2 separate regions of the Homo sapiens genome follow, and region 1 is linked to region 2. A link is an interaction called in ENCODE POLR2A ChIA-PET data of the cell type or tissue named here. Cell type or tissue: HepG2. All regions are shown on one strand. Links, peaks and the distances in the headings refer to the core of each region. The heading gives the core; the rest is flanking DNA. Region 1 overlaps SUFU (SUFU negative regulator of hedgehog signaling). Region 2 has its middle 19 kb from the start of TRIM8.

Evidence for each region. ChIA-PET counts read pairs that join two places held together with the same protein. Peaks named below come from ENCODE experiments on the same cell type or tissue, not always from the same donor. Only the 100,000 strongest peaks of a DNase experiment are listed, where the experiment ranks them.
Region 1: POLR2A ChIA-PET joins it to region 2 with 10 read pairs; 7 of 35 experiments call an interaction of 5 or more read pairs at or near these places.

What each region holds. Positions count from the first base shown.
Region 1 is chr10:102,595,212-102,599,187 of GRCh38, forward strand. SUFU (SUFU negative regulator of hedgehog signaling) reads left to right here. Exons shown (of 12, transcript NM_016169.4): 7 at 1,929-2,082. Among named protein-coding and RNA genes, the nearest start is that of TRIM8-DT, 46 kb to the right of the region's middle. RefSeq lists an enhancer at 1,565-2,541. In HepG2, for the core only: a CTCF peak has its summit at 1,421; DNase peaks (open chromatin) are centred at 1,420 and 2,400.
Region 2 is chr10:102,659,074-102,668,007 of GRCh38, forward strand. No RefSeq gene overlaps it. Among named protein-coding and RNA genes, the nearest start is that of TRIM8, 19 kb to the left of the region's middle. RefSeq lists a silencer at 2,195-2,254. In HepG2, for the core only: no CTCF peak of the experiment used is centred there; a DNase peak (open chromatin) is centred at 2,248; H3K4me3 peaks cover 590 bases.

The sequences.
Region 1 (3,976 bases), core at 1,345-3,844, 64 kb before region 2:
GAGAAAGGTGGCAGATGGACATGTAGCCAGCAGCCCCTGAGTTCTTCACTGTAGACTTGTGAGTTCTTGGGCATAAATCCTCTTCATTCACAGATGATGCTCCTCTGTTTTCCTAGTGCCTTTAACACTGAACATTTCAAACTGCTGCCAGGATCCTCTGTTCTCTCTGCTTTAAACTTGGTTTCCTTGTATCTTCTGCATATGCAAGAACCAGGAACCAGGAAGGCTATCTTTCCCTAAGCCCTTGTTCTGTAGCCACACTGGGATCCAGCATGGGGCACTGTGGGCCGTTGTTTGGCCCCTGTCATAAGTGCCAAGTACTAAGAAAGAACCTGGTCCTTTGCACTAGTAGGGTAAACAGCTGTCCTTCCATGCCAAGGGCTGTTCTTCCTAGTCTGCAGGATCCCCTGAGAGCAGCCCACAGGACCCGGAGCACCTAGTGGTCTTTGAAAGCAAGCCAGGGTCCCACAGGAACAAAGGACAGCTTTCTTTCCTGGTGGCTCTGTGCACCAAGTGTGAACTCCTCTGTATTCACTGTGCCTTTCTGGGGCCTGCTTGCTATCAGTCTCTTTAGAGCTGGCATATATTCCTGTGATTCAAGCTCTACACTAACCAGCTGTGTGCCCAAATAAGTCCCTCGCCTTCTGGGTCTTAACTTTTTCTTTTTACTTATAAAGTAAATAGCCCAGACAAGTTGAGCCAAGAATTGTCTGTCTGCAACTCTTTACCTAAGTGAGGGACCCCAGGGCAGCCAGTGCAGAGGAAAAAGCTCAGACTATCCCCTGAGCACACCAGGGTATACATGCTCCCTGCCCAGAGTACACAGAGCGCTTCCCTGCTTAGCCTCTTCCTGCTCGGAACCCACAGCTTTGCCCAGGCCAGCATTAGCACTTGAAAGGAGGAGATGACTGATGGGAAGGAGGCGTCTGGGGCAGAGCCACTTGCTGACTGGTCCCAGGAAATAAGGACAGTACCTGTACTTCTCCCACATGGGGCTTCTGGGCTGATCAGCAGGCCAGTGTGGTACCTGTGGAGCCGGGAAGCACAGATTATTGTTGAGATGCTCAGTCACAAGCTTGATTTGGCCCACATGGACATAGAGCCTTCCAGATGACTTTTAATTCAAGGTCCAGCATCAATGAACTGTGTTTTACCAGAAAATCCAGGGATGTTTTGAGTACAACTCTTCCTTGAAGCCATTTGGAGAGTGTTTGTACTCAGCAGTACCAAGGCCTGCACAAAGGCAGGGTCTCGATGGGGAGAGAAGGGTGTCTGCAGATAGTCACTGCACTCTAGGCCCCCATTTCAGTCTAAGAAATGGGAAGGAATCTCCATCCAGAGTCCTTTGCTAAACAAGGGAACCAATGCATCTAGGGAAGTCCAGCCTTTGTTCTCCAGTGGCTCTTCCCTGTGTGACCACACCCTCTAGCTGTTAGAAGGGGAAACTGCAGGTGTGGCCTGTTGCCTGTGGCAGGCTTCCACCCTGTTTTCTATAGCAGTGACTGGGAGGTTCTGCCTGAAGATCGGGAGGAGAGGAAGGATCACACCTCTCCTCAGAGAAGTAGGCTCTCTCATGGCCACATCAGCCCCACCAGCCAGCGTGGCGGGGACAGGTTTGGGGCTCTGAAACAGGTAGAGGCCATTGTGCTGGAAGGCTGATGGTAGAAGAGATGTTTCCCTTGGGATTTGCATTCCTCCTGGCTTCCCCTAATCCCTGGTTCCCCTGGAGGAGTCCAGGAGCTGGCAGAGACCATCATGCATTGGTAACCAGGGCAGAACAAGGTCAGAGATCCTGCTCTCCAGCATTTGTCCCATGCTCAGCACCACAAGGGCTCAGTAAATACTGTAAGAGCAGTGGCTGAAAGGGTGGTCACCTTGGGTCACCAGTTCTCTGAAAGAACTCTGGCTCTTTGGTTCTTTTCAAGCAGGAGAGAGTTGACAAAGGCATCGAGACAGATGGCTCCAACCTGAGTGGTGTCAGTGCCAAGTGTGCCTGGGATGACCTGAGCCGGCCCCCCGAGGATGACGAGGACAGCCGGAGCATCTGCATCGGCACACAGCCCCGGCGACTCTCTGGCAAAGGTGGGAGCCATCACTCAGCATTCCACCAGCCTTCCTCCTTCCTTTTCCCCAGGGCCTGGTTTCCAGTCTCTCTAGGATGGGTCTCTAACAAAAACAACCCATTCAATAGTTTATTTCCTGGCATGATTTAAACAGCAAGTGAAGTCTTCCAGCAGGGCGGAATTAAGGGAGCTTTATTGGCCCATTCCTAGTTGTGTTTCCTGTGTGTATTTCAAATGCATCACCAGCAGGCACCGTTGTGTTTTAGATATGCCCTTTGCAATCTGAGGTCATGGAGGTGAGTGGAAGCCTCAGAACAGTTACAGGAAAAGTCCATAGTCCACCCAAGTGCAAGAGAAAAGTGTCGGCCACCCACGGAATTGACACAGGGCCCAGCTCTGGCCTGAAGGCCATGCCAGATCCAAGGATCACTCTGGCCTCGGGCCCTCCCAGGCCTTCAACAAATGAGGCCTGAGTGTGAGGCTGGCTTGCAAATTGCCCACCTCCTGTCATATAGATACAGGGTTAGGGGCTGTGGGCAGGGCCTCTGGACCCACCGTGTTCCGGATGGGGTCTTTGGGAAGGAGGATGTGGCTGTCCTGTTGGAATCTCCCTGTGCTGATCTTGGCTACAGAAACAGTTGTGGTTTTTAGTAGAGGGCGTCCCCAGCTAACTGCAAAGGAGAAGCAGCCACTTACATATACATGTGTTGACAGCTTCTTTGTCTACTTCCTTTCTTCATTCTTCCATCTTTTCTTTTTTTGAAGAATAAGATGTCTACAGCCCTGAATAAAATCCTTACATATATGATAACACTTATAAAAGGTTTTTGTTCGTTCTGTAAAGGACAAACTTAAACTCCTAGTGCAAATATTTGAGCCCTTTCTTTTTTTTTTTCTTTGAAACAGGGGTCTCTGTTGCCCAGGCTGGAGTACAGTGGGTTGATCTTGGCTCACTGCAACCTCTGCTTCCCAGGCTGAAGTGATTCTCCAGCCTCAGCATCCCAAGTAGCTGGGACTACAGGCGTGAGCCACCAACGCCCAGCTAATTTTTGTATTTTTTTGTAGAGTCAGGGCTTCGCTGTGTTGCCCACGCTGGTCTTAAACTCCTGAGCTCAAAACAATCCACCCGCCTCAGCCTCCCGAAGTGCTGGGATTACAGATGTGAGCCACCGCACCCGGCCAAGCCCTTTCTTTCCTTCCTGTTTGTTCTAATGGCATGCCAAGCCTATTGGAGGCTCAAAGAGAGGGTATACAGTTATTGGAATCATTTGGTTGCTTTTGACAAAAGAGGTGATTTAAAGAGGGAGTCATAGTCTTGTCTAAAATTTCAGTCATTACTGGCTATTTTTAAAAATTGTAAAAGTAATCCATTCCACTGTAACAAGTCAAATAGTTAGAAAAGTTAGTAATCATCTCCTTCCCACTCTAAGGCCACTCTTTGAGCAACTAATTTTAATTTGCTTTTTTGTATCTGTTTACAGTTTGCAGAGGTAAATTTAGATCCAAATCTCAATACAGGGGACCAGACTAGTAAGCTTCATCCCAAAGACCAGCAAAGCACCTTACAAAGAAATAATCCCACCAAGGGAACTCTTTCACTTCCTGGCCCTTGCCTCTCCATGGAGAGGCAGAGTTTCCTGGGATAGACCAAGGTGGAGAGATGATCTTAGCATCTCACTGACTTGAATGCAAGGGGAAGGAGTGGCGGGACCAGATGCTAGTTGACTACCCAGAACCCAGAAAGGTGTGTTAGAGGCACCTGCCCATTCATGGCAGGGTGCTTGCAGCCTTAACTCACATCCATTTCAGTGGGCAGAATCCCCAGTAGTCAGTCACTGTGTGGAGCCATGTTAAGGGTAAACCTCGGGCCTGTGACACAGGAAAGAAAAGGATGGTGGAGAGCGCTCTTCTGA
Region 2 (8,934 bases), core at 1,137-3,636:
TCTGGGACTGAGGTGGGAGAACTGCTTGAGCCTGGGAGGCAGAGGTTGCAGTAGGTCTAGATCAAGTCACTGCACTCCAGCCTGTGCAACAAAACAACAGAGCAAGACCCTGTCTCAAAAAAAAAAAAAAAAAAAGGGTAAGGGTGCTGATTCCTGAGGCCTAGCTTAGACTCATCGGGAATCTCTGAGAGCCCAGGAATTTGCATTTTTAACTCTATTCTCCCATATCCTGGGTTTAGAGAAGTGCTGCCATTGTGGTGGTCAGGGTCCTCCCTGCTGCTTGTCACAGAGGCCACTGCGGGGAGAGGAAGCTGGGACACCCCCAAGGCCCTTCTCTGGAGAGGGGCCTCACCTTCAAAAAGGCTCCGGTTGTTGCCTGATGCTCTGCACAGAGCTGTAAGTCCGCAGCCCATGCACTTCTGTAATCTGCTGGGTGCCTAGTTATCTTTCTTCTTGTTTGGGCAGAATCCGGGCCTGAATGCCACCCACCCCAGGAAGCCCAGGACAAGGCAGACAGCCTTGTAAAGTCCCATTCCTGCCAGGCGCGGTGGCTCATGCCTGTAATCCCAGCACTTTGGGAGGCTGAGATGGGCGGATCACCTGAGGTCGGGAGTTCGAGACCAGCCTGGTCAACGTGGTGAAATTTCATCTCTATTAAAAATACAAAAATTAGCCGGCATGGTGGTGGGCGCCTGTAGTCCCAGCTACTCAGGAGGCTGAGGCAGGAGAATCGCTTGAACCTGGGAGGCAGAGGTTGCAGTGAGCCGAGATCGTGCCACTGCACTGCAGCCTGGGTGACAGAGCCAGACTCCATCTCAAAAAAAAAAAAAAAAAGTCCCATGCCAGTGGTCCAAGCCTCACTGACCCCTAGCCACCCCTCCCCTCAGAAAAATAAAGGCTTGCCGAGCACGTTGGCTCATGCCTGGAATCCCAGCAGTTTGAAGGTGGATGGATCACTTGAGTTCAGGAGTTCAAAACCAGCCTGGGCCACATGGTGAAACCCCATCTCTACTAAAACGAAAAATTAGCCAGGCGTGGTGCCACGGGCCTGTGGTCCTAGCTACTCTGGAGGCTGAAGTGGGAGGATTGCTTGATTGAGGCTGGGAGGTGGAGGTTGCAGTGAGCTGAGATCTTGCCACTGCACTCCAACCTGGGCAACAGAGCAAGATCCTGTCTCAAAGAAAAAAAAGAAAAATAAAGACTTTGGGGCTGGCCAGACCAAACCATAGCCTTGGTCTTGCTAACTGCCTCCGCCTTCCTGCCCTGAGGGAGTAGAGGATGACTCGGGTGGGGTGGTGGACCCTTGCTTCATTGTTCCCCTCCCCAGTGTGGCAGGGAGCCAGGAGCAGTATGACAACAGCTGGCCTACCCCTTCCCTCCCCGTGCACCTGTTTGGGGCTAAAGGGAGTGGGGAAATGACTGGAGCACAGTGCCCCTCCAGCCCAGGGTGCAGGATGCCTGGGGGCAGGTGCCGGTGGACAGTCACTTCACTCCACTCAAATCTGCTTCTGTCTCACTGTCCCTTTCTCCAGTTCTCAGGAGCCCTGAGACATCCCCCGTGCCAAGAGTTGGGAGCCAAGATAAAAAGCTGCCTAATTTCTTTCCCACTTGGCCTAGTTTTGTTTTGGCTGAGGGGAGAGGCCCTTTCCCCAGGTGCGTCAATCCACTGAGATGTGGAGGGGACATTCTGGTGGGAATGGGATGGGCTTGAGCCCCTCCATGTCCCAGCTTTGAAGCCCACTCCAGACAATGACACGCTCAGGCACACATCTATAGGTGAAGCAGCAGCTGCCCAGAGTTGGCTTGGGGGGGGTTCCCTAGGCAGCCAGGGAAGCAGGGAGACGCTAACCCACCCAGCTGTCCCCAGCCACCCAGCTGTCCCTGGCTTTGTAGGAGCAGCTGTCACCCAGCTCCCAAAAGGGTCGGGGCAGAGGAGGCCCAGAAAGAGCTGGGGCTGCCCCAGGGAACAGGCTTATTCAGAAGTCATCGGAGGGGCCTTCTCTGCCCTGAACTGGTGGCCCCTTGGAGGGCTGGCTGCAGCCACAGGTGCCCCAGTGCCCAGCCCTCCCCTCCTGCCTTCCCCCAAAGGCCATCACGCCTCCCCTTTCCGGGAAGGGTTGGGGATCTGACCACGTCTCCCTACCCCACAGACTGGGGCCGACAGCTCCTGTGGCCCAGATGTGCTGAGCCCGCAGCGAGGCCACCGCGAGGGAGTGGGTGGGGGTGGTTTCCTCTGCTGCCTGCCGGCCCCAGCTCTTTCATGTTGCCGCCCTCCCCATCCCAGCCCGGAGCCAAGCAGCTGGGCCGCTCCTGCCCCCTCCCTCGGCCTCGCTCCCAGCTGTCTTTGGGGTGGGGCAGGGCAGCTGGGGAACAGCTGCAAGGCAGGAGCCTGGGGGGTGATGGGTGCCCCCTGCAACTGCCGGAAACGGTCTTTGGGCCAAGAAGGGAGTCTGAAGGGTGGGGGTGGAGAGGGCGAGGCCTAGGGGATGATCGGCTCCACCCCTTCTCCCAGCGCATCTGGCCAGGAGACCCCAGCTCAAAGCCCCCTCCAGCTTCAAAGGGCACCCTGGGGTGGGAGGCAGGAGACGAGGGTGGATGCCCTGACCCACTGAGTCCGCACCCCAGGGCCCCTCTCTCCAAGCTGTGACCTCACCTCAGGGTTCTTAACAGGCCTTGCTAACACTCTCCCACTCAGATCCTGTCATTGTCACCATGGCCTTCCTAAGACACCCTCATCTTCTCCCATCCGAGGGTGGGGGAGAACCAATTCGATTCGCAACTTCAGGACCCAGGACCCATCTAGCCGCCTGGGGGATTCCCTACCCCACCTCTGCAGCCTGTAAATTCTGGGGGAGGAGGCCCTGGAGGGAGGATCAGAGGCATGTCCTTCCCCAACCTCCCACTCTGGCCTACTAAGAAATGGGAGCAGGGCTGACCCTATGAAAGTGTGGGAGGTGAAGGAGCTGGAGTCGTGATTCCTGGGTATCCCCAGACAGACATCACCACACTACAGCCCCTCTTCTAAGGTGATCCCAGCACTTTGGGAGGCTGAAGCAGGAGGATCCCTTGATGAGACCAGCATGGGCAGTATAAGGAGATCCTGTCTCTATAAAAAATTAAAATATTAGGCTGGGCGCGGTGGCTCATGCCTGTAATCCCAACACTTTGGGAGGCCAAGGCAAGCAGATCACTTGAGGTCAGGAGTTCGAGACCAGCCTGGCCAACATGGTGAAAGCCCAACTCTACTAAAAATAAAAAAAATTATCTGGGCCGGGCACGGTTGTTCACACCTGTAATCCCAGCACTTTGGGAGGCTGAGGCAGGCGGATTACGAGGTCAGGAGATGGAGACCATCTTGGCCAACATGGTGAAACCCTGTCTCTACTAAAATACAAAAACTTAGCTGGGCGTGAAGGCACATGCCTGTAATTCCAGCTACTTGGAAGGCTGAGGCAGGGGAATCGCTTGAAACTGGGAGGCGGAGGTTGCACTGAGCAGAGATCGTGCCACTGCATTCCAGCCTCGGGACAGAGCAAGACTTCCTCTCAAAAAAAAAAAATTATCTGGGTGTGGTGGTGGGCACCTGCAATCACAGCTACTGGGGAGCCTGAGGCAGGAGAATCGCTTGAACAGGGGAGGCGGAGGTTGCAGTGAGCCGAGATGGCGCCATTGCACTCCAACTGGGGTGACAGCGCGAGACTCCATATCAAAAAAAAAAAAAAAAAAAAAAGGCCGGCACGGTGGCTCACGCCTGTAATCCCAGCACTTTGGGAGGCTGAGGCGGGAGGATCATGAGGTCAGGAGATCGAGACTATCCTAGCTAACACAGTGAAACCCCGTCTCTACTAAAAATACAAATAATTAGCTGGGCGTGGTGGCCTGCACTTGTAGTCCTGGCTACTCGGGAGGCAGAGGCAGGAGAATGGTGTGAACCCAGGAGGCAGAGCTTGCAGTGAGCCGAGATCGTGTCACTGCACTCCAGCCTGGGCCACAGAGCAAGACTCTGTCTCAAAAACAAAACAAAACAAAACAAAAACCCACAAAAAATTAAAAATTTAACCTGACGTGCTGGCATGTGTGGTCTCAGCTACTCAGGAGGCTGAGGCAAGAGGATCACTTGAGTGCTGGAGGATCCCTTGAGCCTGGGAGGTCAAGGCTGCAGTGAGCTGTGATTGCACCACTGAACTCCAGCCTGGACGACAGAGCGAGACCCTGTCTCAAGTAAATAAAATAAAATAAAATAAATAAAATAAAATAAATAAAATAAAATAAAATAAAATAAATAAAATAAAAAATAAAATAAAATAAAATAAAATAAAATAAATAAAATAAAATAAAATAAATAAAATAAAATAAATAAAATGCCTGGCATGGTGTCTTATGCCTGTAATCCCAGCACTTTGGGAGGCCGAGGCAGGTGGATTGCCTGAGGTCAGGAGTTGGAGACCAGCCAGGCCAACATGGTGAAACCCTGTCTCTAGTAAGAATACAAAAATTAGCAGGGCATGTTGGTGGGTGCCTGTAATCCCAGCTACTTGGGAGACTGAGGCAGGAGAATTGCTTGAACCTGGGAGGTGGAGGTTGCTGTGAGCCGAGATTGCGCCACTGCACTCCAGCCTGGGTGACAGAGCAAGACTCCGTCTCAAAATAAATAAAATAAAATAAAATAAAATATAAAATAAAATAAAATAAAATAAAATAAATAAAATAAAATAAAATTAAAATAAAATAAAATAAAATAAAATATAAAATAAAATAAAATAAAATAAAATAAATAAAATAAAATAAGTCTCCCTGCGTGTTTTTGGAAAATTCTTCCTTGGAGGAGCTTTAGAAACAGTGGTCTCCAGAACCCGGATTCTGGTGCTGGTTCTAGAATCCTCTGGGTCCTGTTTGTTTTTGTTAAGAGGGCAAGGAAGGAAATTGAGAGCACTCTTAGACGGCCTTTGTCTTTTTTTTTTTTTTTTTTTGGGGAGACGGAGTCTCGCTCTGTTGCCCAGGCTGGAGTGCAGTGACGATCTCGGCTCACTGCAAGCTCCGCCTCCCAGGTTCACGCCATTCTCCTGCCTCAGGCTCCCCAGTAGCTGGGACTATAGGCGCCTGCCACCACGCCCGGCTAATTTTGCCCGGCTAATTTTTTTGTATTTTTAGTAGAGACGGGGTTTCACTGTGTTAGCCAGGATGGTCTCGATCTCCTGACCTTGTGATCTGCCCACCTCGGCCTCCCAAAGTGCTGGGATTACAGGCGTGAGCCACCACGCCCGGCCCTAGATTGCCTCTGTCTTATACTCTGTGCAGAAGAGCTGGGGCAGGGCCTGGGGTTCAGGCTTTTCCAGGGCTAAGCTTCCAGAATCTTCTTTGGAGGCTGGGAGAAATGGGAAATACTTCACAGTATGGGGCAGAGGCTGCTAGGGTTGAGGGGCTTATGGTGAGAAGGGATCCGCCTGGACCAGGAAGGGGCTGGCCCCAAGAACATGAGCTTCTTCCTTCAGCTTTAGCTTCCGTCTTTCTTTCCTAACACTGTGTCCTTCCACCTGAATCCCAAAGTCTGTCTTCCTTTCCAGGATAGCATGTGTTCCAACCCTGCTGGAATTCCTACACAGCCCACAACCTCAGGATGTCACTGTCACAGTGAAAGTCCTTCGACATAACCAATAGAAAGCTGATGGACAGAGCTGTGGTCTCTACCATATCCATTCTCTCTTTTTTTTTTTTTTTGAGACAGAGTCTTGCTCTGTCATCCAGGCTGGAGTGCAGTGGCCTGGACTTATCCCAGAGCTCTGCACTAGGGGGGTCTTCGAATGTTTCCTTCACGAGAGACCAGTTTTCTTTCACTTTTGTGTGGTTAATGCCTCTCAACTGTAGCAAACTGGGATATTTATGACTTCTCCTTGCACTAGATCTTCAATAATTGGCTCTTTCTTGAGAAAGGACCCATCTGCTCTGTGATACAGATTTTTTTTATTATTATTATTTACACTGAGGCAAGCAGGGGGCGATACATGAGGTGGTATGCAGCTTGTAGCATGGGGGCTTAGAGAAGGCACAGAATGGCCGGGTGCACTGGCTCATGCCTGTAATTCCAGCACTTTGGGAGGCTGAGGCCGGTGTATCACCTGAGGTCGGGAGTTCAAGACTAGCCTGGCCAACATGGTGAAACCCCGTCTCTACTAAAAGTACAAAAATTAGCCAGGAGTGGTAGCAGGCGCCTGTAATCCCAGCTACTCAGGAGGCTGAGGCAGGAGAATCGCCTGAACCCGGGAGATGGAGGTTGCAGTGAGCCGAGATCTCACTACTGCACTCCAGCCTGGGTGACAAGAGTGAGACTTTAGTCTCAAAAAAAAGAGATGGCACAGAATTCCATCTCAGAAGTAGAATGCAGGGAGGGGTGTTCCAAGAACTGGGTGTAAAGGTGGTATGAACTTCTGGTCCACCTGGAAAAAAAAACAGCAGTGAATCATTTGACATATAAAAGTCCTGGGCCAGGCGCGGTGGCTCACACCTGTGATCCCCGCACTTTGGGAGGCTGAGGCGGGCGGATCACCTGAGGTCGGGAGTTCGAGACCAGCCTGGCCAACACGGTGGAATCCCATGTCTACTAAAAACACAAAAATTAACCGGGCGTGGTGGTGGGCGTCTGTAATCCCAGTTACTCAGGAGGCTGAGGCAGGAGAATTGCTTGAACCCGGGAGGCGGACGTTGCAGTGAGCCAAGAGCACATCATTGCACTCCAGCCTGCACAACAAGAGTGAAACTCCGTCCCAAAAAAATACATAAATAAAAATAAATGTCCTGGCTGCCTGGTTGTGAATTGGTTGTTGCCATCAGACACTACCCATGTGCATGCCTGCTGCAGGGCACTGAGCTGGGAGGGGGCATGGATGCAGATGTGCAGCTTGTGGCCTAAGAGGGACTTACCAGCCACACCAAATGCCAGTCCCGCCCGCTGCAGCTCCCTAGTCTCCACCCAGCACACCATATGCTGGAAGTCAGTCTGCCTGCAACCTGCGTGCTTCCATGCCTCACTGGCTTTGGACTTGCTGACCCTCTGCCTGGACTGACTCTCTAGCCTCAAAGTCTCACCTCTGTGCAGCCCTCGTGGCCCCCGCCCCCTCTGCAGAGAGTGGCTAAGGGGTAATGAGACGATGCATATGAGTGCCAGGTCTGGTGCTGGCATAGGTGACTTTCAGGCATCCGCAGCTATCACAATGTTTATGTTCCTTTGGGCCAGCCATACTCCCATGCACTTCGCTCCCTCACTTTGGATTTTAACTAATTGTGGTTCACAGGTTAAGTTGCAAGCTGCCTGGCTTAATGTCCAACTAGGCTGTGAGTGCCTGGAGGACGTGAATGTGAGTCAGCTCTGATTTTTTTTTCAGGGCCTAGCACAATGCCTGTATGTTTGTTTCATTCATTCATTCATCCAATAAGTCATTATTGAGCTCCTTCTTGTTCCAGGCATTGCTTCAATGTCAGGGATATAGCAGCGAACAAAACAAACTCTGCCATCTTGGAGCTGATCATCTGTGGGGAAGAGCTAGACAATCAACCCTAAAGAAGTCACCGTGAGAGGCCGGGCCTGGTGGCTAATGCCTGTAATCCTAGCACTTTGAGAGGCCAAGGCAGGCAGATTGCCTGAGCTCAGGAGTTCGAGACCAGCCTGGGCAACATGGTGAAACCCTGTCTCTACTAAAAATACAAAAAAATTAGCTAGGCATGGTGGCACATGCCTGTAATCCCAGCTACTCGGGATGCTGAGGCAGGAGAATTGCTTGAACCTGGGAGGCGCAGGTTGCAGTGAGCCGAGATCACACCACTGCACTCCAGCCTGGGCGACAGAGTGAGACTCCGTCTCCAAAAAAAAAAAAAAAAGTCACTGTGAGGCTGGGCGCAGTGGCTCACACCTGTAATCCCAGCACTTGGGAGGCCGAGGTGGGCAGATCACCCGAGGTCAGGAGTTCGAGACCAGCCTGGCCAACATGGCAAAACTCCGTCTCTACTAAAAACACAAAAATTAGCCGGGCGTGGTGATGCATGCGCCTGTAGTCCCAGCTACTTGGGAGGCTGAGGCAGGAGAATCACTTGAACTCAGGAGGCAAAGGTTGCAGTGAGCCGAGATCGTGCCACTGCACTCTGACCTGGGCAACAGAGCAAGACTCCGTCTCAAAAAAAAAAAAAGGCCAGGCACGGTGGCTCATGCCTGTAATCCCAGCACTTTGGGAGGCCGAGGCAGGCGGATCACGAGGTCAGGAAATTGAGACCATCCTGGCTAACATGGTGAAACCCCGTCTCTAATAAAAATACAAAAAAATTAGCCGGGCGTGGTGGCGGGGCGGGCACCTGTAGTCCCAGCTACCTGGGAGGCTGAGGCAGGAGAATTGCTTGAACCTGGGAGGCGGAGGTTGCAGGGAGCCGAGATCGCACCACTGCACTCCAGCCTGGGCAACAAGAATGAAACTCCATCTCAAAAAAAAAAAAAAAAAGTCACCATGAGTTGGCGATAAGTACAGTCCAGGAAGGCAAAGCAGGTGGGGGCACAGGGGATACCAGAAGGGGAGGGGGTGTGGAAGTGTTTACAGGGAGGACTGGGCAGTCTGGCTGAGGAGGTGGCATTGAGCAGAAACCTCAGAATTTGGGGGGGCAAGATCTGGGGGATACTTGGAGCTAGAATGCTTCTGGCAGAGAGAACCAGTGCAAAGGCCTCAGGCAGAAAATGTTGTTTCAGGAAGAGTCAGGGGGCGAGGGCAGCTGGAAAGTGTTGGGGGTGGGAGAGAGTAGCAAGTGATGAGGTCAGACAAGGCAGTGAGGGGACAGGGCAGGGCACAGGCTATGGGAGGGGTTTTGCTTCTGCTCGAGAGATATTTGCTGGATGAAGGGTTTCACAGGGAGAGGGTTAGAGGGTACCCGGCTGTCCTCTTAGGGAGGTAGGACTTG